Linked DNA regions of Homo sapiens: region 2 is linked to region 1. A link is a loop called in an ENCODE intact Hi-C map of the cell type or tissue named here. Cell type or tissue: MCF 10A. All regions are shown on one strand. Links, peaks and the distances in the headings refer to the core of each region. The heading gives the core; the rest is flanking DNA.

Region 1 (12,737 bases), core at 2,960-10,959:
TCTTCCTTATTACTCAAAGGTGTTTTGAGCCCATGGTCCTTTCTTGTGGCTTAACATCAGCATGTACCTTGCCACAGCAGGGGTGGATGATACATATCCACTTACCTTCTCACTGGCGTTTCTGGTTTAATGTTGAATTCCTACTCCAGGGGAACTTACTAGTAGAAGATACATCCATGGGTTCCAAGGCTTCCCGTGTCGTTCTCTTTTGGTCCCTACTCCGCTCTCTTTGTCTATAGTGTCAGTGTCTATCCTCTTGTCCCAGCCTATGAGGTCCTCCAGTTTCCCATACAGTTTCCTTTTAGCATTTTCAGGTGATAGTTGCCTCTTCATCTTATCAATAATTGGAATATCAGCAGACCCTCTACTCTTAAACTAATTTACCAGGACAGTGCGTTCATCATTTTCAGCATTGAATTTTTTGGCTTTCACATCACTCTGATCTGCACTTCTGTGTATATGAACCATAGTTGGAAGTCAGATATGGCTCTGAGGTCAGTCATGGTCACTGTTGCTCCAATTTGGGTGGCCAAGTGTCTCTCAAAACATGGCATCTTTCTAGTGTTCCTGGGAACAACCTTTCCCTAAGGGTTTATCTTTGGCCACATGTGTTCATGTAGCATTTGCAGTGGTGTTCTGGAAGGGCTCATAATAGCTAATGAGAGCCCATTGTCAAATATTCAGGAATTTTGTGACCCAGTTTTTAAATCACAGTTTAAAATCAGTCATGGTGGGAGTATGCACACCATGGAAATTGACAAATACTATAAATCAGGGCTTCCCCTGCCCAATCTGAAATCAGTTTACCAGCACACCACTGCATTCGGGTAACTAAAATAAAAATAATACAAATAAAGGGATATTTTTAAAAACATAGGTAATCTGGCAATGTTTATTATTGAGAACACTTTAAATTTTTTTTTTTTTTAAGATTCAGCCGAAAAACCACTCAAACAGGTAAGTGAAGATTGCCTAGAGGAAATGAAAAAATGCTACATATAAAATAAAAAGGTTGATAAAATAGCCTTTGTCAAAACTAAAAACTTCTCATTAAAAAGTACTGTTAAGAAAATAAATAGGTAAGCTACAGACTGGAGAACATAGTAGTACTTTATCTAGAATGTGTAAAAATATCTATAAATAACCAAAGCATAAAAAGATAACAGCTCAATAATGAAATGGAAAAAATATTTGCATAGAGAGTTCTCGAAACAAAATATGCAAATGGCCAATAATCACATGGAAATAGGATCAACATCATCATAAGGGAAATAAAATTAAGCCTGTAATTGTGTTAGTCCATTTTGTGTTGCTGTAAAAGAATATCTGAGGCTAGCCAGGTAATTTATAAAGAAAAGGGGTTTATTTTGGCTCACAGTTCTGCAGACTGTACAAGAAGCATGGTGCCGACCTCTGCTTCTAGTGAGGTCTCAGGAAGCTTACAATCATAGTGGTTGGTGAAGGTGGGGCAGGCGTGTCACATGGTGAGAGAGAGAGCAAGAGATAGAGGGAGGAGGAGATGCCAAACTCTTTTAACCAGCCAGCTCTCATGTTAGCTAATAGAGTTAGAACTCATTCTTTACTGCAAGTAGGGCACCAAGCCATTCATGAGGGATCTGCCCCTGTGACCAAGACACCTCCACTAAGCCTCACTCGCAACACCAGGGATCATATTTCAACATGAAATTTGGAGGGGACAAACATACAAACTACATCAACAACAAAATGTCACTTCACATCTGTTAGAATGGCTAACAAAGAGGGCATCAAGGATGTGGAACAACCAGAGCTCTCATATTGTGCTGGTAGAAATGAAAAACGTTGTGAGTACTTTGGAAAACTGTTTGGCAGTTCCTTTTAACGTTAAACATACGTCTACTCTTTGATCTTGCAATTCTACTCCTACCCAAGGCAAATGAAAACATACCTACAAAAAGACTTGCATAAGAACCTTTATAGCAGCTTTTAATCACAATAGTTCCAAACTGGAGACTCCCCAAATGTCCATCAACAGTAGGATGAATATACACATTGTGTTACATGTATATAATGGAATAGGACTCAGCAATAAAAATGAATAAATCATTGAGGCATACACCAACATGAATGAATATTAAAAACCTGTTAGGCAAAGGAATCAGACACCAAAGACCACATACAGCCTGCTCCTGTTTATATGAAGTTCAGCAACAGACAGAACTAATTTTTGAAATGAGAACAGAGTTGACCTTGCAGGGGATGGATTTGGTTAGGAGTAACTGGAAAGGAACATAAGGCCACTTTCTGGGATGATGGAGATATTCTGTGTCTTGATTACGGTAGTGGTTTCACGGGTGAATATATTTTTCTAAGCTCATTATCTATATGTAAATTTAATTCAGTAATAATAAATTTTAAAAATAGAAATAAGCGCCGCCCCCCACCCCCCACAAAAAAATAGCAACTTAAAGAACCAAAATGAAGTATTTAATCAAGTCTCAGGACAATGAGGAAGTAACATCTTATGTGGTTTAATGATAATATCATACAGAGTGTTAGACTGTAAGACAAAAAGAACAGATAGCAGAAAGCAATTTAACCTTCTACTATTATACATTTAGCATGATATTATGTTCAAGCTCTCCACCAATCATTTTGTTTTATATTAATGATTCCCCAGGAGAAGTAGTTTCACTTCTGGCTTTTTAAAAGTAGTTTGGCCTGTTTACTCATATTAGTAGAAACAATACATTCAATAAATCATCACAGCCTCCCACGTTCCTTGGCTGGCATAAAGCTGCTGACTGACGGTGTAGCCGCCAGGCTCTGTAGGACCTGCACCACCAGGCTTGCTAATTGCTACACAGCCAGGCAGATTTGAAGAGAAGATTATAGGAGAGGAGGCAGGGAGATGAGGAAGTGTGCCAGGAATTATGGAAGATGGTAAGGGCAGCCGAATCAGCATTTCTGAAACTAGGTGTGGTTTGTCTACCTTGATGTGCACATGGGCACCACTGTACTCACAGAACAACATGGTTTCTGTGTTTTTCATCAATATGAGCAGTGTCCGTGGCCATTTGACACAGTTTTCCCAAGTCCCAGACTTCTGGGATAGCTTTGGCTTAACTATTAAGATAGCTTCAGCTCATTCCTCATTTTGATGACCACACTTTAACTGTTTTTGGGGACATTTCTGAGAATTCCTAGATGGTCCCCATGTGTCCTGGTGTCAACTGACAGCATTCTCCCAGCCTGGCTCACTTTCCCAGTCCTCTCTGGCCTCTGGGTCCCTGTGACCTGCAGTGTGAGCACAGTGTACCCAAAGCAGCCTTGTCACCAGGTGGATCCTAAACTTAATGGCTCTTCAAGCTCTTTTAAAGGCATGAGGAAACCTGGAGAGTGATTGTAGCATTTGTTGTCTTAGTCTGTTCTGGCTGCTGTAACAAAAATACCATAAACTGAGGGGCTTATAAGCAACAGATGTTTACCTTTCACAATCCTGGAGGCTGGAACATTCAAGATCAAGACAGGTTTGGTGTCTGGGGAAGACCCACTTCCTAGTTCATAGAGGGCCATCTTTTTGCTGAGACCTCACATGGTGGAAGGGGTAAGGGAGCTTTCTGGGGTCTGTTTTATAAGGGCACTAACTCTATTCATCAGGGCTCTGCCCCATGATTTAATCACCTCGCCAAAGGTACCACCTCCCAATACCATCCCAGCAGGGTTGGGATGTCAACACATGAGTTTGGGGGAACACACATTGAAACCACAGCAGCTGTGCAACGTCACAGTTGCTGAGCTCTCAGTATTGGCAGATCCCCATCATCCTGTCCTGAGAGCTCCTTCCTTGGGCCCTGGCTTCCTCATCTTATTGCTGGCACCTGTGCTTTCCTTATTGAATCTCCTTTCCACTCTTCTCTTCCCCACCCTGTTACTGAGACCGGAACAGAGGAAAGGAAAAACTCATTTCACATGACAGCAAGCTCTTGTCATTATTATTGCCTTACCGTGCACAGTAATTTAGGTTCTCTTGTCTTAAGAACCCCATTCCTGGCCATGCCCTTGCCTCTCTAACCAGGAATCCTTTAAATAAAAGTGTCCTGCCCTCTCTCTTAATCTTTGCACACCTAGACACCCTACTCACTATACTCAAAAAGCTGCCTTCAGTTTCATAAAATAGTATTTTTGGCTTCCTTTTAATTCATTTTTTATGAACTTTGACTTTGTTTTCCTGATACAGGGGATAGTTAGGTTAGATGTTTGTGGAAGTTCAGCATTCTATAGAACATAGTTTAACTTACAATAAGAGAAAAAGGAGAGCACACAGCTCAGAGCCATCCTGTCTTCATTTCCTTCTTGCCTGGCTGTGTAGCCACTTTTATTTTTATTTTTTTATTTTTCAGGTGTTACTTTAATTTTTCTCTATTATGGGCACTGAGGTTGGATAAGCATGGGTCTGCCTCTGTCACTGCTTCCTCCAGGCCAGCAAGGCCCATGCAATGGAACTGAGCTAACAGACAGCAGTTCTGGCCACAAAGATGACCCCACTCAGCAGCCAGCCCGTGATGAGCCTGCACATTCATGTTCAACACTTTACCGCTGGCTGCTTGCTTTTACACCAGCTCTCCTATCTGATCCCACATGAGAAGGCTGCTGGAGGAATCAAAGTTCTCTGTACCACTAAGTTTAGCCTTATCCAGTGTTTTCTGACCACTGTTTTTTGAACCCTGATCTCCCCCAAAAATAGGCTTTGCCAATTTTTTCATATCAAATAAGAAAACTCCAAGGCCACTTGCTCTTCGCTCTGGCCTCCACTGCCTTGGTTTTATAATGTAGCAAACCCTTCTTCCACAAGACGCCTGAGCCCTGGGTGAAGCTGTTTTCAAGGAACAGGGTCACACATGGCTGCCCGGCCTGGCAGGCCTGCAGGCTTGCTGGCTAAGGCCAACTATAAACAAACCTGGATTAGCATTTTAAAACAGGTTTCACCAAAAGGATAACTATTTGTCATAGAAGAAAATACTACTGATTGGAGCACACTCAGACTGCCTTTAGACATTCTCCCATGCCTGTGTCCTACTTTCCTGGGGCAGTATTACAATATTTACCATAAAGCTGAGCATGAGCGTGGGGTCTGTGAAGTTCTGAGTTTACTGGCATACTGTCTTTCTTCCACTGCAAGAGATTAAGAAACTGGAGCTGAAAATGAAAATGTTCACTCACATTTTCTACACCAGCACACCAGAGGAGACAGCAATAGCTTCTTCCTTTTTCTTTTTCTTAAATAAATAGCACAAAGAATTGCAGCCAGCCAGCTCAGCTTGGGCCAACTTTAAAAGCCCACCACCAGATCCCCACCAAGATAAGCAGCCCCCACACGGAGGTGATCCACCATCATCTCTGAGAGATAACTAGGAAAAAAAGGAGAGATGCTTTTACAAAAATATCATGATTTGGCTCCTGGAGAAAAGGAAGGGCAAAATGCAAGTGGTGTTCCTTCTTCTCACCTTGGTGGCTTCCCCAAGTAGAAGAATTAATAGGCTTAGGGCTTATTAAGGTGAAATCAAAAGGAGAGAAAGACAGAGAAACTGTAATAACAATGGTGCTAGAGACTCTGAGGGTTTCCAGCAGGCTCATTTGTTTCAAGGAAGAACATTTAGGGAGAGGTGGATCCCCCTCTGTCTTCATTCAGCTTCAAATGGAAGAAGAAAAGCAGGAAGTATATAGCTAATATAGAAGGTATGATCCAAAATGTTGAAAACAATTCCACCTTTTCTTGCATAAACATTTATTGAATGTGTATTACGTGGCCAGCACTGTGATTGATATGGGTGATATTAATGAGATTCAATCATTGAGCTTATCTTTGTGAAAGAAGCCCTTCCACTTGCTGAACTGCTGAGACAGCCTCTGACGATTCGAATGAATCAGATGCTAGCCACAGTTCAAATGTCCTGTTGTGGACCATTTCTGAGCCTCTGTAATGGAGTTGCGGCAGTGATTTCAGAATCAAGCTAACCTACTCTAATTTTGGAAGCATTTATCTTAGCCTTTCCACCCCCCTCCCCACTTTCTACATCTGAATTGTTTGCACCACACTGATATCACTTATGTGAAATGCTAACCAAATTTCTTTCCCACATTCGACCTCAGTTTCTCCATATGTGTTGTTATAAAATCATCTGGTTCTGAGTCATTCAGTCTCTTGGCAGATGCTCAGTGCACTTGAAGCTAGTACGTGCTTGTTTGAAGTCCTTATGGTTCAGTCCTCCCTGTCTGTCAGTCAAGTGTATCTGCTTAATATCTCTATACGTTATCTCTATAAACACGCCTGTTGAAAAAATAATCTCCTGAAATACCAAGCTGATAGTATCTTTTCCAGCTATTGGGCATTGTTTTCTGTTTAATGAATAAAAAGTTTTCAGAAATGTGCATTTTAATTTACGTCCAGGACAGACTGCTGTCAGAAAGATCTGCTGGAATGCTTTCCTTTGAAAAAGAAGCTGGCAATGTAATACAACAAGCAGCTGTAGGCGGCCACATTATCTGCCTTGTCTTTTTCAAGCCTAGCCATGGGGTGTGTGTGTGTGTGTGTGTGTGTGTGTGTGTGTTTTGGTTGAAAAGTTGGAATGGAAATGAAACGAGGTATTTTTGCAGAAATTAAGCAATTACTATTTGCTGATGTAATGTCAATTCATAAGTGACCTCTGAACAACAACAAAGCACATCACTCGAAAATTTAAAAATAATCACTTCACTGAGCAAGCAGATGTATTTGTTTAGGTGAAGCATCCAAGAGTTACCTGACCCCTCCAGCTCACCCGTACTGCAAAAGATGGGGCCCCGTGTACCCATCAACCCGAAGAAGGACTCTGAAACCTCTATCGCCTACAGCCCGTGGGTTCTGACAGCAAAGTGAATCACTTCTGGGGAAGACAATGACTTGTTTACTTTTCACTGAATTGAAAATTGAAGATATTTCATAATAGGGTCTGGGAAAATTTACCAGATGTTTCATTGCACTATGTTCTCCTGTCAGGTCCACAAGATATAATGCTGAGAAAGGCTAATAAATCAAGGTGGGTATGAAAAGCTTAGGGATAAAATTCATAAAAACTTGAACTGCGGGAGGACACCTTTTCTCTAGCTGCTAAAATATGAAATTTCTTGACTTTTTTGGTGCTTCACAGATAAACTAATATAAACTATAGTTCTCATTTTTACTCATTTCTCCCTGCTTTCCTTCTATTCCTTTCTGCTCCAATTTAGCCAATCTAATGTCTAAATACAGAATAGAAAAATGTGTCTTCTAATTTACTTTAAAATGATGACTGGATGAATACGTAACCACTGCTCTGAATGGAAGACTTCGACTGGAAGACTTTTTCACATGACCCAGGGAAAGGCACAAAGAAACAAAGCTTGTGATGCTCTAAAATAATCAATTCATTTGGCCAACACCATGCACAGAATGGAAAGCTTTTGCCTCATTTTTCTTCCCCCCGCCTTCAGATTTTCAAAGTGTTTTATAAAAGCAAGTGCTAATAAACTGTGGCATTAACTAGAGAACACTGGTGCAGACTTTATTCTGGTCATCTGTTACTTACTTCGGGCCACTGTCTGTGCCATAGGAACTACAATCCCAGTTGTCTTAGTTATCTATTGTTGCATAACAAATCATCCCAAAACAAGAAATACATGTTATCTCACACTAACTTTCTGTGGGTCAGGAATTTGGAAGCAGCATAACTGGGAGGTCTGGCTCAGGATCTCTTGTGAGGCTGCAGTCAGATGCTGACAAGGGCCGCAGCAAATGACGCTTGACTGGGGCTGGAGGATCTGACTCCAAGATGGTGCACTCACATGGCTGTTGGCAGGAGGCCTCAATTCCTTACAGAGTGGATCTGTCCATAGGCTGCCCAAGAGTCCTCATTCCATGGCAGCTGGCTTCTCCCAAAAATGAGTGCTCCAAGTGAGAGAGTGAAAGAGAACTAGCAGGGGAATCCACAATAAGCTTTATTACCTAGTCTTTAAAGTCACACACTGTCATGTCTGCTTTATTCTATTTGTTAGAAACAAGTCATGAAGTCAGCCCACATTCAAGCAGAGGAGAATTAGTCTCCAACTCTTAAAGGGAAGAATATCAAAGAATTTGTGGACATGTCTTAAAATTATTCCACGGGTTGAATAGAATTTTTAATTGGTGCAGTTGACAGTGAGATCTCAATCAATACCATACATTGAAGAAAAAGAAGAAGAAGAAGAAAAGAAAGAAAAATAAAAATAAAAGCACAGCTTTGTTCAGGCCACTCCTTATCTTGCCTCATGAACTTCCATCTCAAGTCCCACCCGCAGACCTTATTTCATTCTGACACTGCTCATGGCTTTCACTAACTTCCCCCTAACTCCAGCTGTTGATCTGTCATTAGTAAATCTCAACAACATTCCAACCTGTTAGAAAAAAAAACAATAAGGCAGAGGCTCAGGTACCCCTAAAGTCTGGAGTCATAAGAAAATTAAAAATCTGTGAGTTCAGAGGACAGGGGTAAAGTGTATATGGAAAGAGGAGGGAAATTCTCCACAGATGGGACTGTTTTATCTGATGCATCCTGGAGTTCTGAGAGGTGTTGCTAAGGCCTCCCAGAGGTTGCTCTTGGCTCCTCCTAATGCCAGGGTAGGCAGCTCAGCTCTCCTATGTGTATCCAGCCTAGTGGATTTCTCTCTGGTCACTCCTCCGCAGCTTCACTGGGCTTCCTGGGCACAATGCTTGCAGCCTCTATTCAGAAGTAATCATGGTACTAAATCACTCTCTGCCCATTATCATCCAGAGCCTGTCCATAGACAGCTTTATCTCCCACCAGGAAGTCTGTTCTGATCAGCCTTTCACCGACTTCCTTTCATGCTTGCAAAGGGCAAGAAAAGTGGCTTCAGGGACTACCAGCTCACAGGGCACAGTCAGTGGTAATGGTCTTATCACTCGGCTACCTTCTCCTCCTTCCCAAAGGGAGCAGCAGTTAGTGTATCTGAGCCAGAGAGTCTGGCTGAACCATCCTATTACTGTTTTGTATAAAGCACTTACAGAATTCCTCGAGGGGAGAGGAGTCTCCAAGGGGAACTTGTCTCATTAAACTGCTGCCTGCTTTCCAAGCAGCCAGAGAGGCTCTGAGCAGGGAGATGCGACATTTGGGGGCTTGGTCATGCTAATGCAGTAACCTCTGGGCACAGGGACAGCATAATGGGGGAATCACTTCAGAGGAGAAAATGGGAAATGCGCTCTTCTCCTTTGCCCCATTTAATGGGGTTAAAGAAGAAACAATGACATTTTTATAGTTGTAAAAATGTGTCCAGTATAGATGCTTCTAGGTTCCTGTACCTAAAAACTCTTTATGATTTGTTCTATTCTTTCTTTTTTTTCTGGAAAATTCTCCACTATCTCTGCTCTATATTATTCTTTACTTAGCCCTAGATAGATTTTTAAAAAATGGCTTCTGAAGATGTGGTCTTTTAAAAGCTTGGTGAAGAAAGACCAAAAATTTCTTTAAAAGGCCTCTGGCCACAATGTCTTTCATCTTTGATTTATAGGAACCATTCAAAGGAACTCTCTGGAAAATAGCTTTTGGTGTTTGCTAAGAAAGCACCACAGAAAACAAGCCAACTCCCAGGTTGACAGGATGCTCTCTGCAGAGGACTTGGGGATTGCATTTTCAAAGGCTTCCAGAGCAGGCTGATGAATCTGGAGATGATGTATTCTGGATGCCAAATCATTAGGGAGTTCACTCTACTGGCAGCGTTCAGTTTCAGAAACAGGAGATGTAAACCTTCAGCACAGTGGATGGTATGTCAGGGTATGACTTCTGAATACCATCCTGCCCCACAGTGGGGCTGGCAAGTTTCTACTTCTCCCCTATCCAAGCTGCTTAGCCCAGAGAGGAAGAGCTCAGTTTGCCTCCTTCTTAGATGGGGATTTTAAACAAGTGTTTACACATTTACACTAGGTGGCCTGAGTCAGGGGCGGAGTGAGCTGGTAATGGTAGTGTGTCACGCACCTGTGGCACACCACCTTCCAATATTAGAGAACATCTGGATATCTACAGTTACCTCAGAGAGGGCAAGCTGCACTTGGCAAAACTGCTCTACTGACCGTCCTTTCCCAGGATCGATTCTTCCTTTGGTGACAGTGCATAGAGCCCTGGTCATTAGAGCTGTAAGCAAATACTCTGATCCTCCTTCTTTAGGACTTTTGGTAGAACTATTTTTTCCCCACCTTCTTTGAAATAAGGTGTGGCCATCTGACTATCTGACTTGCTTTGCTCAGTAAAATGTGGGAAGAAATGATTATGTCACTTCTGTGTTGAAGCTTTAAGAGTTATTACATAATTCACACTTCTTTTACCTGCCAAGGTAACTGGTGATGGTTTCAGTGATTGCTGCTGCCAAAGGGAGAATGACTTGGATTAGATGCCCTGCCAACCTTTGATGGACATGTAGGGAGAGTGAGAAATAAGCTCCTACTGTTATAAGCCACTAAAATAATTGGCTTGTTTGTTACTGCAGCACAGCTTGTTCTGTTTTTCCTGATTCCCACAATCCCCTCTGGGAAGACAGGGACTTTTAGTTGCCAGTGGAAGTGCATTTCATGGAGATAATCTATGTTTGTAGGGACATCTCTCCAGATGAGGGTTTGAAAAGGTCTCATCTCCAGTCCAGCGAACTGTGGATTATCTAGGCCACAGGAAAGAACCAAGTTTTATACAAATTAGCTTTATATTGATTGTGCCAGGGAGGGATAGGGAATTAACCACTTTTTTCAATTGCTTTATTAAAATATATGATTAAATGAACCGGTCTTTCTTCCTAGGTTTGTATGCAATCTGTAACCTCTACAATATAGTATATATGCTATTCCCCCTCTTTATCTGAATACATTTTATCCCTTGAATAGGATTGGGGTAGAAAATCATGAGCTAGTCATACTTAAACAGTAAGAAATCTGGAAGCATTCTTGTCTAGAGCATAACTATTTTCTTAATGAACACTTAACATCTATCATCTGCAGAAAAGACTTTGAAATAGATCTACTTTAGGACCAATAAGAATAAACAATGTGTTATAGACAGTGGCTTATCACAATTTTGTTCTTGTGTGCTGTGGGAAGTATTGTGTGTGAACAGTCTGTATAGTAAGGTTTGGTATACATGAGCTATGATTATGATAACTTTACAAACAGAGAAAACTCTTGGCTATGTATGGAATTGTTAGCCTGAGTTCCCCAGAATAGAGCTTAAGGAAGAGTTTGAATGCTAATGCTTCCTTGGGAGATACAAGTCCAGGGCATAAAGAGTTAGTCAAGGGAAGTTGACACAGTAAGTCAAAGGTGGTAGTTTCTGAGCCAGCCATAGCTACACACACACACACACACACACACACAGCCACTTTTTTGGAGGGCTCTGGAGGTAGCATGAGGAACCACTGCACCTCAGAACTACCTGTCAGCAGGAGGATAGGAGCAGAGTTTTCCTGTTGGCTTCTTTCTGCCTCCTATCTCTTACTGGCCAGGAGTCTCACTGAGGTAATTCCACCCTCCTCCCCTCTTTTGGCAGCCTGTGTTACTCAGCCTGTCTGGGAGAAGGCTAATCCCCAGCTCCATGGCTGGTTTCATTCACTTCCCCAAAATAAAGAGGTCCCAGGCTTTCATGGATCGAGTAAGTTCTGTATAGGATGCCTGAGCTGCTGCCAGTGGTGATAGGAAATGGGAAGACAACAGCCAGGGATCTCCACTGAGCAAAATCCGAGACCTAGGGACAAGTAGGGCCGAGTGATCTGGGAAATTATTAATACATAATCTGAATCCAACAAAGGTACTTGGTTTTGAACTGTGAGAGGTATATGTCTATGTGGAGGAGATAATTGCAGTCTTTGAAATTTTATTATATATGGGCAATTAAGTGCTTGTAATTATAGATGGATGTCAATCTGTTTTGGAGAGCTATAGAGCTTTTCAGAAAAAAAGAGCTTGAATAAATCTTAAGTTTAAGACCAAGAGATTACAGGCTGTGTCAAAACTGCTACACCTTGAATATCTAAGTTGTTGGAAGTCATGAGGCCCTGTTAGCCTGCTGAAAACTTTGAGAGGGTTTGAGATTTGAATTAATTCTACAAGAGAGTGATCAGTAAGTTCTTCATGGCAACCTTTTCAAAGCCAAAGGGCTAGAGATGACACTCCTCACATTGCAACAAGTAGGGTTGTCAGTATTCATGCATACACAAACATGCAAACAAAACCAAGCTATTAGGTTACTGATCACTGAAATAGCTGCAGTAGTAGACTATGCCTACTTAGTCCCAGAAATCATCCAAATATCCAAACTGTGGGTATCATATACACCAATGAGTCTGACTTACTGGAATGCTTTCCAAGATGCGAGATGATATGGGAATAAAGGGAGGTGTGGTCCAGTATGTTTGGAAATCCTACATGCAATGCCTAATCTTGGAACACCTCAGCAACATCCAAGGCTCCAAGATGTCTCACTGTAAAGAAGCCTGCTTACTGCAGCATTTCCCAAACTTAGGTCACGGGAAACCATTCCTTTTTCTATAACAATTATCCCCCTTCCTTGAAAACTTCCTGTGCACAATTCTTAAGAAACACTGAGGCAAACTCTAGACTGTGTTGAAAGGCAGTGTGATGTGGTAGGAATTCAGGCAGCTGAGAGCCTAAACAGGGTGCTCTGGGCCTGCTTTGACGTTAACTCTTG
Region 2 (12,737 bases), core at 2,223-10,222, 69 kb after region 1:
GGTTTCCATTGTGCTGACAAGATGGTTTCGTGTTTACCTCTTCTTCTGAAGCAGTGTCTTCTTGTCTTGCTTTTCCATACTATTCTGATCACTTACAAAGACCTTCTAAAGTTGAAGTAGTATAAAAGTATAAAATGTTGCCTTAAGAACTAGATCCTGCTTTGACACCAGTCCCAAATATCATCCTCTAGATAGAAAATCACCGAATCTTTCTGCTGGATATCAGGAAAAATAATTAGAAATACCAATTAATCCCAAAGAAGTGTAGAAACATCTGCATTAAAACAAAAAGATCGTTCTGTGTCTCTTTCTCCTCCATGACAGGTAACTGAATGGTTCACATCAGGTAAGCAGAACATCCATGTCCCAGACAGCAGGGCGGGGAGGAGCCCTCACCAGGAAGAGTGTCTCTCAGCTGTGATCCCAGCACTGGGGCTGAGGATGGAATCACTGCTGACTCACTAGCAAGCACCAAGCTGCTGGCTGAGCTATCATTTCCTATAACTCATTCATCTGACACTGCAGAAAGCAATTTCTCCCCATGCCCCACCCCCTACCACTCTAATCCTCCCAAAATAAAGCCCTACCACTAACTGCTTCCTGTCTCTGCATAAAGCTGTATTTCTGAAAAAAAAAAAAAAAAAAATTACATTCAGACTTGCCATAGTAGTTATAAATGGAGGCATTTAATGTGATACATATTGCAAAAGCTGGGTGGGGGAGGGAAGAATCTGGAAATACCTGAAAGCAATGTACCAGGAAGGGGATGTCTTTGCATGTAAACCCCTCAGACTACTTAGCTCTGACTTTACATAAGAAGATATATCAGGAGTCCAGGGGTCAGTGAAATCATGATACTAGTTATGCTGAAAAAGGGCAGGCCAAGTAGCAGGATGAAATGTTGGAAAAAAACATGGATCTTGAGATTAGAAAAATCTGAGTTCAAACTTGCTTGTGCCATTTACTTCCTGGCTCTTGGGCCCTGTTTAAATTGACTTTATCTCTTTAAGCCTCAGTTTCATCAAATGTAAAATGGGAATAATTATCTTTATTACTTCATAGGCTCTGTTTAGGATTAAATGAGATAATCAGTATGAGGCATCTAACACAGAGCCTGCTCCGCAGTAAATCTTTAGTAAATTTTAACGAATATCATCATGTCTATTCTGGTTACGTCTTGTCTGGCAAAAAGGTGGAAAAAAAAAAAGCAATGTTCATTCCTTCATCTTGTACAACTATTTGCTAAACTGTTTATGTATACCATCCAAACAATGACAGGGGCATTCTTAGAGGATAAGGCACACCTTCACAGATGTACAGGCCTCCAAAAAAGAGGAAACCATCTTCCTCACACGCAAGCTTAGGGTAAAGAACATTCCTACATGAAGTCATTCCTGTTTGTGACACAGTCAGAGAGCCAGGATGCCTGACTAGCTATGTTTATTCAGTTTTTGGTATTTTATATGAACTTCTCCCATACATTCCTAATGTTAAATACTAAATATGATGAGGAAAGCTCTTAATGGGAGTTCAGAGCTGCCAGAACAACCAGGGCGTGAGTGACAGGATACTTGGGAGAAGGGAGGTACATGGAGCTTAGTCCCATACTCAGCATTTGATTTTACCTTATGGAGACTTGATGATTTTATATAATATTTATACTTATATTATTATACATAATATATTGTTATATTTATATTATATATTGTTATATTTTTATAATTTTATATTTGCTAATTTCATACAGCTTAAGGCTCTATAAAAATGAGAGTATAGCTATAAAGAAAAGTCAAATTTCTGGCAGTCACAAGTTTAGGTCCCACCAAGAAGGAAGAGTTCCAGTAAATAACCAAAGGCTATCATTTGGGCCTCTGACAAGCTACACTCTAGAAGAGGAGAAAAATGTGAGGTAAACCATGTTTTACAAAAGTTCCAATCCAATCCAATAAGCTAAGTCCCAGACTGAATGGATATAATCTCCCACTCTAGCTGCTTGCCAGAAAAGATAAGATTACACTTCTTTAGAAAAAGATAACATCATCCAGAGACTACAATTATTTACATACATTGCCCAACATTCAAGTAGAAATTATCAGAAATTCCAAAAACTGCAGCTAAGAGAGAGAGAAAAAACCACAATAGAAATAGGCCCACAGGTAACCCAGATATTAGAGTTACCAAACATATGTTTTGAAAATAACTGTGCTTTTTTTGTGCAAGAAAAAAAGATGACAACATGGAGAATTTCACCAGAAAACTGGAATCTATAAAAAAGAATTTAATAAAAATTCAACAACAAGGCTGGGCATGGTGGCTCACGCCTGTAATACTTTGGGAGGCCGAGGCGGGGGGATCATGAGGTCAGGAGTTTGAGACCAGCCTGACCAACATGGTGAAACCCTGTCTCTACTAAAAATACAACAATTAGCCAGGCATGGTGGTGCACACCTCTAATCCCAGCTACTCAGGAGGCTGAGGCAGGAGAATTACTTGAACCTGGGAGGCAGAGGTTGCAGTGAGCCAAGACTGCACCACTGAACTCCAGCCTAGGCGACAAAGCGAGACTCCATCTCAAAAAAAAAAAAAAAATCAACAACAAAAAAGCACAATAAATAACACATCTTCTTAATAGATGTGTTTAGCAACATATTTGTCAGAGGTAAAGAGAAGATTAGTGAGTAAGAAGACAAACAAATAGAAATTATCAGACAGAAATATGGAGAGCAAAAAGTTTGAAAGAAACAGACAAGAGAGTAAGAGACACAGAATTTTGTGAAAGAATTAACATACTGGAGTCCCTGAGACTGCAGAGAGAGAAATGGACTAAAGCAATATTTGACAAGATAATGGCTGCACACATTTTCAAAACTGATATGATTATAAGCCACACATTCAAGAAATTCTAAGAAGTTCTAAATACAAGGAAATAAAGTTAGACACATCATAGTAAAAATGCTGAAACAAGGAAAATTTTAAAAAATATTACACACTAAGATACATTACCTTCCAAAAAGCAAGAAAAATATGGACAGCTGACTTATCAGTAGAAACAATGGAAGCCAGCAGACCATAGAATGACATTTTTAAGTTGCTGAAAGAAAATAAATTTCCAGCCTAGAATTCTACAACCTGTAAAAATATTCTTCAAAAATGAAGGCAAAATAAGGATGTTTTAGACAAATAAAAACTCAGATTTGTTGTTCCAGATGCAAACTAAAAGAAATATTGAAGGAGAGTTCTTTAGGCAGGGGAATTTATAGGGAAGGTTAATGCAAATTTTTAAACTTTAAAAGAAAATTTATTTTGTATTTTTAGTAGAGGTGAGGTCTCACTATGTCGCCTAGGCTGGTCTCAAATTTCTGGCTTCAAGTGATTCTCTCACCTGGGCCTCCCAATGTGTTGGGATTACAGCCATGAGCCATCATATCTGGCCACAAGTTCTTGTTATGGTTATAGCATAGTAGCCAAATTTGAAATTAATGAATCCCAGATAGAGAAAGTGGTATATAGTCTTTGTCTCCCTGAAAACTAGATAGTTCAAAGGAAATTAGAATGTAGAAATGGGGTAGACCTACTTTATCGCTAGCCCAAAGAACCCAGAGAGATACCATGTTGATTTGAAAGCTATCCTCTAGCTCTCATCCCAAGATGCCACTATACAAAGAGTATCTGCTTAGACTCTCCTACTCCACCTGCCTCAGGATCTGAATGTGGAGTTGGTTCCTTTTAGTTTCCCGATGACTCTTCCAGACCTTTGGCCTCCATGATCTTACAAAAAGTCTTTGGTCGAAGTCCTGCCCTTCCTCCTCTCTTTTACCTGATAGTTTCCCAGTCATTTCCTCTAGCTTTACGAAGACTTTACTAGCCTCAGCCCATGGTTCCATATGGAGACTTCAGCCTCAAAATCATAAAGCAATGCATTGTGTGCTCTGATGCTAACCTCTTATTCTTCCAGCTTGCTCATACTGCTCTACTTTCTCATCAGGACCTTCAGCCCACTAACTGTTCTTTTCTGCTAGTCAGTCTTCTCTGATCTTGACATACCTCTTTATCCATCTTAGGTTGTCAATGGTCAATCATGTCCATTATTCTGCCTGTGCTCCTGACTGCCCCATCCTCTGTGTCCTTGTCAGCTTTTCTTGCAAAGTCGTAACCTTGGATGAACTCTGCCACTCACCTTCTGCACCTTCTCCAGAGCAGCTGAGCACTAGTTGAGACAAGCACACTCTAGGACAACTCGCTAGTAATGTAACAGAATTCTTTGTCATCAACTACAAATAGCATCAAAAACTCCATGGAGATCCTATGTTTCTCAATTAAATTAGACCACTCCCCAAATCCATAAATGTAAATTTCCCACTTTCCTCAAGGCCCTGATCTGCTATGTCTCCACACTCTGCTACTTACATTCCTCCCTCCTGCCCCACAGCTACTTCACATAGAATATGAAAGCTGTAACATGGGAGCTTCCTCAGTTTTCTCCTTTCCCATTGCCAAATACATCAACTCTTTCCCATGTGCTTATTTTTTTTTTTTGACAGTGTCTTGCTCTGTTGCCCAGGGTGGAGTGCAGTGGTGCAACCTTGGCTCACTGCAATCTCCACCTCCCAGGTTCAAGCAATTCTCCTGCCTCAGCCTCCAAAGTAGCTGGTATTACAGGCGTGCACCACCACGTCCAGCTAATTTTTATACTTTTAGAAGAGGTGGGGTTTCATCATGTTGGCCAGGCTGGTCTCAAACTCCTGACCTCAAGTGATCTGTCCACCTCGGCCTCCCTAAATGCTGGGATTACAGGCGTGAGCCACTGTGCCCAGCCCCAATTTAAAGCAATTGGATTGCTTTAAATCCAATCCCTTCACTCTTTTCTGGAATAAAAAGACGTTGATTATATTTCTCTCTTTCTGGTATTTTCTGTAACTCTTAACCATTTAAGTACTGTCCATCAGCGCTGAAATTTGTCCATGTCTCCCTCATCACACACACAAAAGGAAAATACCTCCTGTAGCCCTGATCCCACTCAAGCTATCACCTGGGTCTTCACTGCTCTTCACTGGCACTGAAAGAAACTTTGCTCTACTGCTATAATTTCCTCACCTCCTGCTCATTCTTCTACTTTCTGTGTTCTAGTTCCTCTGTCAGTAGAGACTGATGACCTACAAGTACCTAAAGGCAACGGACATTTTCCAGTCCTATTTCATTTGACTGCTCAGTAGCTTTAGAAGCAGTTGACAGTTCACAGCTTTTCAAAACACTGCCTTTCCTTGCTTTTCCTCATACCACATTCTTCTGACGGTTTACCCACCTCTCTGTCTGCCTGTTTGTTTCCCATTAGTTTTCTAGATACAACAAGAATGATCTTTTCAGAATATAAACCTAATCATGGCATCTCATAATCCTCCAGTAACCTTCTATTACTCCTGGGATGGAGCCCAAATCTTTTAAATGTGGCCTTCAAGGTTTTTCAGGTTCTGAGTCCTGCCCCCTCTCACAAGGAGTCCTGTCTCACCTTGGGCCTCTATCCCTCTTGTGCTTCTAACACTCTGTCTCTGTTTTCAGCCCTGGAATATGTCATGTCATGCCACCTACCAAGCCTCGCTCCTCCTTTCCCTCTATGGTGGCCCTTTCTGCCTCCCATCCTTGGGCTAGTTAAGTCCCCCTAATTTTTTAGAAAATAGGGAAGATTTTTTTTTTCAGTCCCTTAGGTCAAGTATATCTCACAGTTGTCAATTCCTAAGACAACTGTAAATCAACTGTGAATAAAGGAATAAGCAGAAGAATGAACCATGTGTCCTGAATCACCACATCCCCGCTGAATCTCTTAGCGCAAGGTTAGCATTTTGGACTCCAGTTTAATTTAGATTGATTTAGTACCACTAAACAAACAAGAGAGGGCAGCAGACCCAGGGGGGATGGGCCCCTGGGGCTTCCACTTCCCAAGAGCATGGACTTTTTCTGCTGAGAATGCTGTAACTAAAGGAAGAAGAGGGGGTGGAACTAGACCTGTGGCACAAAGAGCACCATTCACTCTGTAGTCTATGACATTTCAGGGGCACTGCTCTTACTGTAGTCAATGAGAATGATGGCACCTGGTGTCACAGGAATTATCCATTTACCAACTATGGGTCATGAAAGCCCCAAGAGACTAAACAAAAAAGGAGCAGTGGGTTTAGGTAAGTTGAGAGAGGGCAAAGAGAAGCAACTTGATTGCTATACCTTGGAGCCTATCAAGACAAGGAGGGTTGTAATTGAAGATCAATTATAAAAGGGAGGTTTAGGTTTATATAGCATTCATGTGCCTAGATTCTAAGCAGTGTGTTCTGGGCAGGGCTTTAGATCTTAATGATCACCGTCAGTATTTAATCAGAATGGTATGACAGCTTGGCTGACACCACAAGCTTTGGAATATAAGAAGGTCATCTCCACTGAATTGCAGGCCTTCTTTCACCTTCCATGTGTGGTAAGAAGACTAGATTATTAATCATCACTATATATACAGATTCCAGGAGACCCCGAAGTAGAGCTGGGGCAGGCTACTCTGGGCCCTTCTGAAAAGCATGGGTGCTCCTTGCCTCCAGGCTCACCAAGTAACTCTTGGCTGATGTGGTGTTTTCAAGGAGCAGAGGCTTTTTCATTTAAGGAATCGGTACTGCTACCCCACCCTCCACCACATGCATGCAGCTTCTGTGTGCAGGTGTCACATCTGAACAAATAAATACATCCTCTCTCGCTGTGGGCCATGAGGAGATTGCTGAAAGGCCCCAACTCTGAGACCCTTCCTCCTTCTAGGAATGTGGGTTCCCAGGTTAGAGGAAGAGGCTTCTAGCACTGTTATGTTACTGACACTTTATAATTAACCGTCTAAAACTCTGCCCCATGGCATGTGGAGGAAATGAAGCAGCTCTGTGACTCACCTTCCACACAGCTGAAGCCCTGCTGACACATCAGAATCTGTGAAATGTGCATTCTGAAGGAGCAAGGAAGGGCCTGACAGGAGCAGTGGAGACTCACACCATGAGGAACAAATCAGGGATGATTCTTCTCCCACCGACACTGGCAGCAAGAGAGGAAAGAGGCCAGGAACCAGGAGATCTGGGGTCACAGACTGGCTAGCTAGGTGGCCAGAGACAAGTCACTTCACCAATCTGGACTGATTTTATGCAATACAAGGGGGCTGCTAAATTAAAACTGTAGAAACCTGTTTTTTCTCTAAGAATCCATGTTCTCCTCCTGATGGCTAGAGGGATTCCTACTTCCCTATCTAGTGGGATAAACATCCTGGTGTAATTCCCACTGCTCCAGGCTCTTTCTCCTCAATATCCAAGCATTTCAAGTCACTATCATTATAAACAAACAGCCATTCCCCTGACCTTGAGGCTGCCTCTGCTTTCTCTCTCTCCCACTTCCTTTCTCAGCCAGGCTTCTTTGAAAAGAAGCCTGAGTCCATATTCTCCATTTTCTCACTTTTCATTACATTTGTAGCCCACTCTAGCCTAACTTTAATGACTATGCATCAACCACCTAATTGCCAAATCCAAGGCAATCCTCATTTTAAATCTTCCTTCATCTCCTTGAGGCATTTAATCTCAGTGGTCATTCCATCAGATCTTCAAACTGCACCTGTGACTCCCCTAGTTCTTCCCACCTCCCTAGCTGCTCCTTTTCATCATCTTCCCAAATTTGTCTTAACATGCTTGCCCGTTGGATGTGGTTCTTCCCAGTTCCATTCCGGGTCTCTAGGGATGTGCTCACATGACACTTACCTTCTTCACTACCACCAATTCACTAATCCCAGATCACACGTCCACCACACACCAGTTCCAATCCAGCTGTCCAACTCCCTGCTAGATATTTTGACCTTCGTAAAATATAGGCATTTTAAATTCAGTAGTCTAAAATTGAACTTAAGATACTTTGCCTTGACTTCTCCTGCTGAATTTCCTGCGGAGCATAGGTTTAGAGCTTGGAGTACCTGGCTTCCAATGTAAGCACTACCATTTACAAGCCATGTGACTTTGGGCATGTTACTTAACTTTCAAATTTTCTTGTTTTCCTGCCTGCAGTGAGGATAATAATATTACTAATATTATTACGATTACTGAATGAGATAACCTATATAAAGCATGTAGCCAAACCCCTTGCGCCTGACAAGAGTCCAGTAATTAGGCCGGGCGCAGTGGCTCACGTCTGTAATCCCAGCAATCTGGGAGGCCAAGGTGGTCAGATCACTTGAGGTCAGGAGTTCAAGATGAGCCCAGCCAACAGGTGAAACCATTTCTCTAGTAAAAATACAAAAATTATCTGGGCATGGTGCTGTGTGCCTGTAATCCCAGCTACTCGGAAGGCTGAGGCAGGAGAATTGCTTGAACCTAGGAGGCGGAGGTTGCAGTGAGCTGAGATCACACCACTGCACTCCAGCCTGGGTGACAAGAATGAAACTGTATCTCCAAAAAAAAAAAAAAAAAGAAAAAAAAAGATTTACAACTATTATTATTGTTATTGCTATTTTTTTTCATGTTCTTCTCAGGCACTTGTGTTTTAAGCCTGGGAGTCTTCCTAGACGGCCCCGTCTCCATCATCCTCTCCTTTGAACCTGTCAGTACATCCCATTGCTTCTATCTTTTCATTTGTCTAGAATTGACTCTTCATTGGTTTCTGTTCTCCTAGACTTCTAGTGCATTCTCCACAATGCCACCAGAATGATCTTTCTAAAACACAAATGCTATCATGTTACATCCCTGTCCAAAAGCACTTTAATGGTTCCCGAAGGCCTATGTGTAAAGTCTAAATTCATTTCCAAGATTTACAAGATCCTTCACAATTTTATTCTTTCTAGCTTCTCCATCTCACCTAATGATACTTCCCCACCTGGATCCCTAAGCAGTGTCTTCTGCACACGCTATTCTTTCTAAAACGTCCTTCCTGAAAACTGTCTATTCACCAGCTCAAAACTTACCTGGCCCTCTCCCCTTTCTCATTCTTCCCTCTTCAGCCACACTGCTCTGCTCAGGACAGCTAGTCATACTATGATATTGTATAAATACTTCCATTGCAGAACTTGTCACTCCACAGCAATGTTACTGATTTTCACATTTTCTCTATTGGGCTGTGCTACTCAAAGGATCATTTTCCTCTTTACTGCCAGGATCAGGCACAGGGCCTGGCACCTGGCAGGTCCTCAGTAAATACTTGATGAATGGAGGAAGAAATAAAGAAAGAAGGTAGAACACTGACAGGACTTCGCTGTGGCACACAGGCCACATCAAAATGAACAGCTCTCCACCATCAACCCAACAGCGAATCTTGAGTCTACCATCATTCTCCTGCAGCGTTGGCACAATATCCTCATTAGCCTCCAGTTCATGAGCTTCAGGTGCTGCAAAACCAAGAGGTTCTCTATAAAAGGCAACAGATGCCTCTTTTCACACCTACCCATCATTAACAAACTGCCCACCAGAAATGGGCAACACAGGCCAAATAACTAAATGATTTCTGTCAACCTCCCCATCTCCACCACTGAAATTTCTGCTCACTTTGCAGCTTTCCCAGAACAAAGGGAAGGAAAGCAGGCTATTCCTGAGATTAGAGAGTGGATATATGGGACTGGCAGAGAAGAATCCTATGTGACTCTTCACTACCTAACAAATATAAAATGAAAATCAGCTTGCCTAATGGCTGGGTTATGCCTAAAATTCTGCAATGGGAAATTCTTTTCTTTGGCCAATGGCCTTTTTTCTAGTTATAAATTAAGTAATGATAGAACATACCATAACCAGAAACCAGTATGAAGACATTTGTAAGATCTGATCTTACCCAGCATATCAGAACATGCTGGATTCTGACAGAAGAGAAAAAAGCGCAGGTGGTAGTAGATACTATGGGAGAGAAGAAAGGGGAGGCTGGGGCTATGGAAGTCTGGGTGATCCTTATTAATGCCTTGCTCTTAAAATCAGTGTTTTCCTCAAAGTTGGGTCAATTTTATTTGAGTTATATTTTATGTACATGATAAAGCTGTCGACTTAAGTTTTCTGAAAATTAAAAACCTCTTATGCAAGGTTTTCACTTTAAGTCTGGATTTTCTTAAAGCAAAGCACACCAATATCTGAATCAGTAATACTTTGGTTACATATTAATAATTCAGAAAGGAACTGAAATTAAAAAGAGTTGGGCAGGAAGGGACAGAAAACAGGATCTAACCTGTCTTTGCCAATTCTAAGCAAACCTGGACAATAATCCCAGCATCTGACCTGTGATCAGAACCACTGCTCTGGGGACCATAATTCTAGCAACAATTTGCCTACAAGTTTTTGCCTTTCTGCCCTAACTCAAATTGAATAACATTCATTTTAAAGCAAAATTGTCCTAGAAACAATCCTCATTAACAGTGAAAATAATACAAGAAACTAATGAGAATATGAGCCTGATATGTAAGCAGAAAATCTGCTATCCGGGAAGATGACAAAATATATCAGCCTCTTAAGACATCAATATAATAACTTGCTTTGTGAAAGTATAATGCACAAGGAACCTTCTACAATCGAAATATATATATATATATATACACACACACACACAGCAGGAGACTGTTGTGGCAGAAATGAACAATCGTGTCTCCTTTTTTCAGGGGAACCGAAGGGTTTTCAAGGCTAACTAATGACAAGAGAAATGGAAAGCCTTCTTTTTTGGTTATCTCCTCCACAGGCATATCCCAGCCAGACTGGGCTCCTCCCCTTCAGCCTCCAGGAAAAGGAGCCATTCTAGACAAAGGAAGGGCTCAAGGTTCCAAGGGATGACCCAGATGCCAAAGGACTCAGCCTGTCTGTGGAACACTGGCTTATTCTACCAGATGACCTGCTGAGGCTGCCATATGGCCTGCATGTGACTTTCTGTTCAGGATATTAGGGCCTGGGTCTATGCCTGGTTCTGCCCTTTGGGCTCGGATGACAGAAGTAGAGTATGTTTGTTCTGATGCTACTGACTTGTCTGATGCAACCACCGTGTAGCCATAGCTTTCAATGTACTCCATGAAGCCTTTCCAGGCTTTCAAATAAATGAACAATACCCTGGCAAAGAAGGACTGAGGATGGGCTGCTGCTCCTATTCCTGTCTGACAAAGGTCAAGCAGATAAATTGAGGGACTTATGATCCAGGAGTAGTGAAGCCAGTGCAGAACCCAGATGTCACAACAGAGTTCAATGATCTATGTTAGCATCACTGCCAACAACAATGGGATTTCACTCTATTTTAAAAGGCTCACATCTTCAGGTTTGATATTCTGCAAAGTGCCTCATCAGAGGTTCTCAGGTGATGTCATGCTTTAAAACAGTTGGTGATGAGTTTACAGAAGGGTTAAAACTCTAATGACCCAGAGGAAGAGAAGTGAAATTTTAAAAGCCAAGAATTTTTAGTCCCAAGTCCTTTGGTTTTCGGTCACCAAAAATAAGGCCTTTGTATTAGTATTTGCCTTCTGTATTTGAAAATACAGTAACAGTTGCCTGTCTCTAACAAACGTAGAGAAAGATTACTGATTGCTCAGAAAGATTTAGAGCATTAACCTTATCAGGATTCTGTAAGTCAATCCTAACTTGTTTTTTAAAATGTACTTCCTGGGTGAAGGGGACATGGAACTCTCTGTACTATTATTACAACTTCCTGTGAGTTCATAATTATTTCAAAATAATTATTTTTTAAATGTATTTTTTCCTACTGATGGAAATGTGGCCCATGGTAAGTTAGGTTCCATTTGATAGATCTGGACTAAAAATGGAGCTGTAACTAAGAATGAGAATAATAAACAGCCCAGGTGAATTTTAAGTCCTGCAAAGCTCAGGGAGCGCCCAGGCTAAGCCTGAGTCAGTGCACCTGTGCATTACCTGCAGCCTTTTGTCTAGGCTCTGTATCTGATGGACTATGAACTTCTGAAACCTCTGGGTCCACAGAGGCAAAATGGGAGTTTAGGTCAATCCATGCAAGTTCTTAAAATCTCAGTTCCTAATTTTCACTAAATTGATGCAAGACCAAGAGGGTATTAAGCAAACTCAGCCCTTGCTGCTGTCAGGGATGGAGGCTGACAAGCGTTGAGCAGTGGCGTACGGGGTAGAGAACATGGCTCTGGAGCCAGGCTGCCCAGGTAGGTGCCCCAGCTTTGCTGCGCAACCAGTGATCTGACCTTGGGTGAGCTAGTTCACCACTTGGTCCCTCCATTACCCTGTATGTTGGGGATAGGATCACACTAGCAGCTACCTCATAGAGTTGCTGAGGACGGAAGGAGTTCTTGAACCAGAGATCCTGGCACATGGTAAGCACCATAAAAATCACTATTAGACCAGGTGAGTACCAGGAAGCCTGTTCAAGGCTAAAGGTACAACTGTGAGGAAGGGTGTGTGGTTCTAATGCCAGAGATAATTACGCTTCAAACCCTTATCTACATTTGTTCTCACTTTCCTTATGAATCACCTTGGGGGATGTTAATCTTATCCCAAACATTAAACACACCTGGAGATAATAGGGAGGTAAAAAATCTGGATTCTACTCTTAACTCAGCCTCTAAGGATCTGACAGACCATGAGAAAGCCAACTTGCCTCTTCCAGCCTCGGTTTCCCAATCTATACAATGAGAACGCAGGTGATCTCCAATGCCCCTTCCAAGTTGTGACATTTTATGATTTTGAGTTTGGTGCCTGCATTGAAAAAGGTTCTTCACTCAAAGTAAAATTCTTCCCAATTCACACTTCTAAGTT

What was found. A loop is a pair of places that touch in the nucleus more often than their neighbours do. Peaks named below come from ENCODE experiments on the same cell type or tissue, not always from the same donor. Only the 100,000 strongest peaks of a DNase experiment are listed, where the experiment ranks them.
Region 2: it touches region 1 in a loop (2.1-fold over the local background); 2 of 110 quality-filtered maps call a loop at or near these places.

Annotation. Positions count from the first base shown.
Region 1 is chr15:47,814,439-47,827,175 of GRCh38, reverse strand. All of the region lies in intron 3 of LINC01491 (long intergenic non-protein coding RNA 1491), which reads left to right. Among named protein-coding and RNA genes, the nearest start is that of LINC01491, 25 kb to the left of the region's middle. RefSeq lists enhancers at 12,637-12,706, 12,727-12,737. In MCF 10A, for the core only: no CTCF peak of the experiment used is centred there; DNase peaks (open chromatin) are centred at 6,175 and 6,875.
Region 2 is chr15:47,744,806-47,757,542 of GRCh38, reverse strand. The region is part of intron 1 of SEMA6D (semaphorin 6D); the gene reads right to left. Among named protein-coding and RNA genes, the nearest start is that of SEMA6D, 34 kb to the right of the region's middle. In MCF 10A, for the core only: no CTCF peak of the experiment used is centred there; a DNase peak (open chromatin) is centred at 6,932.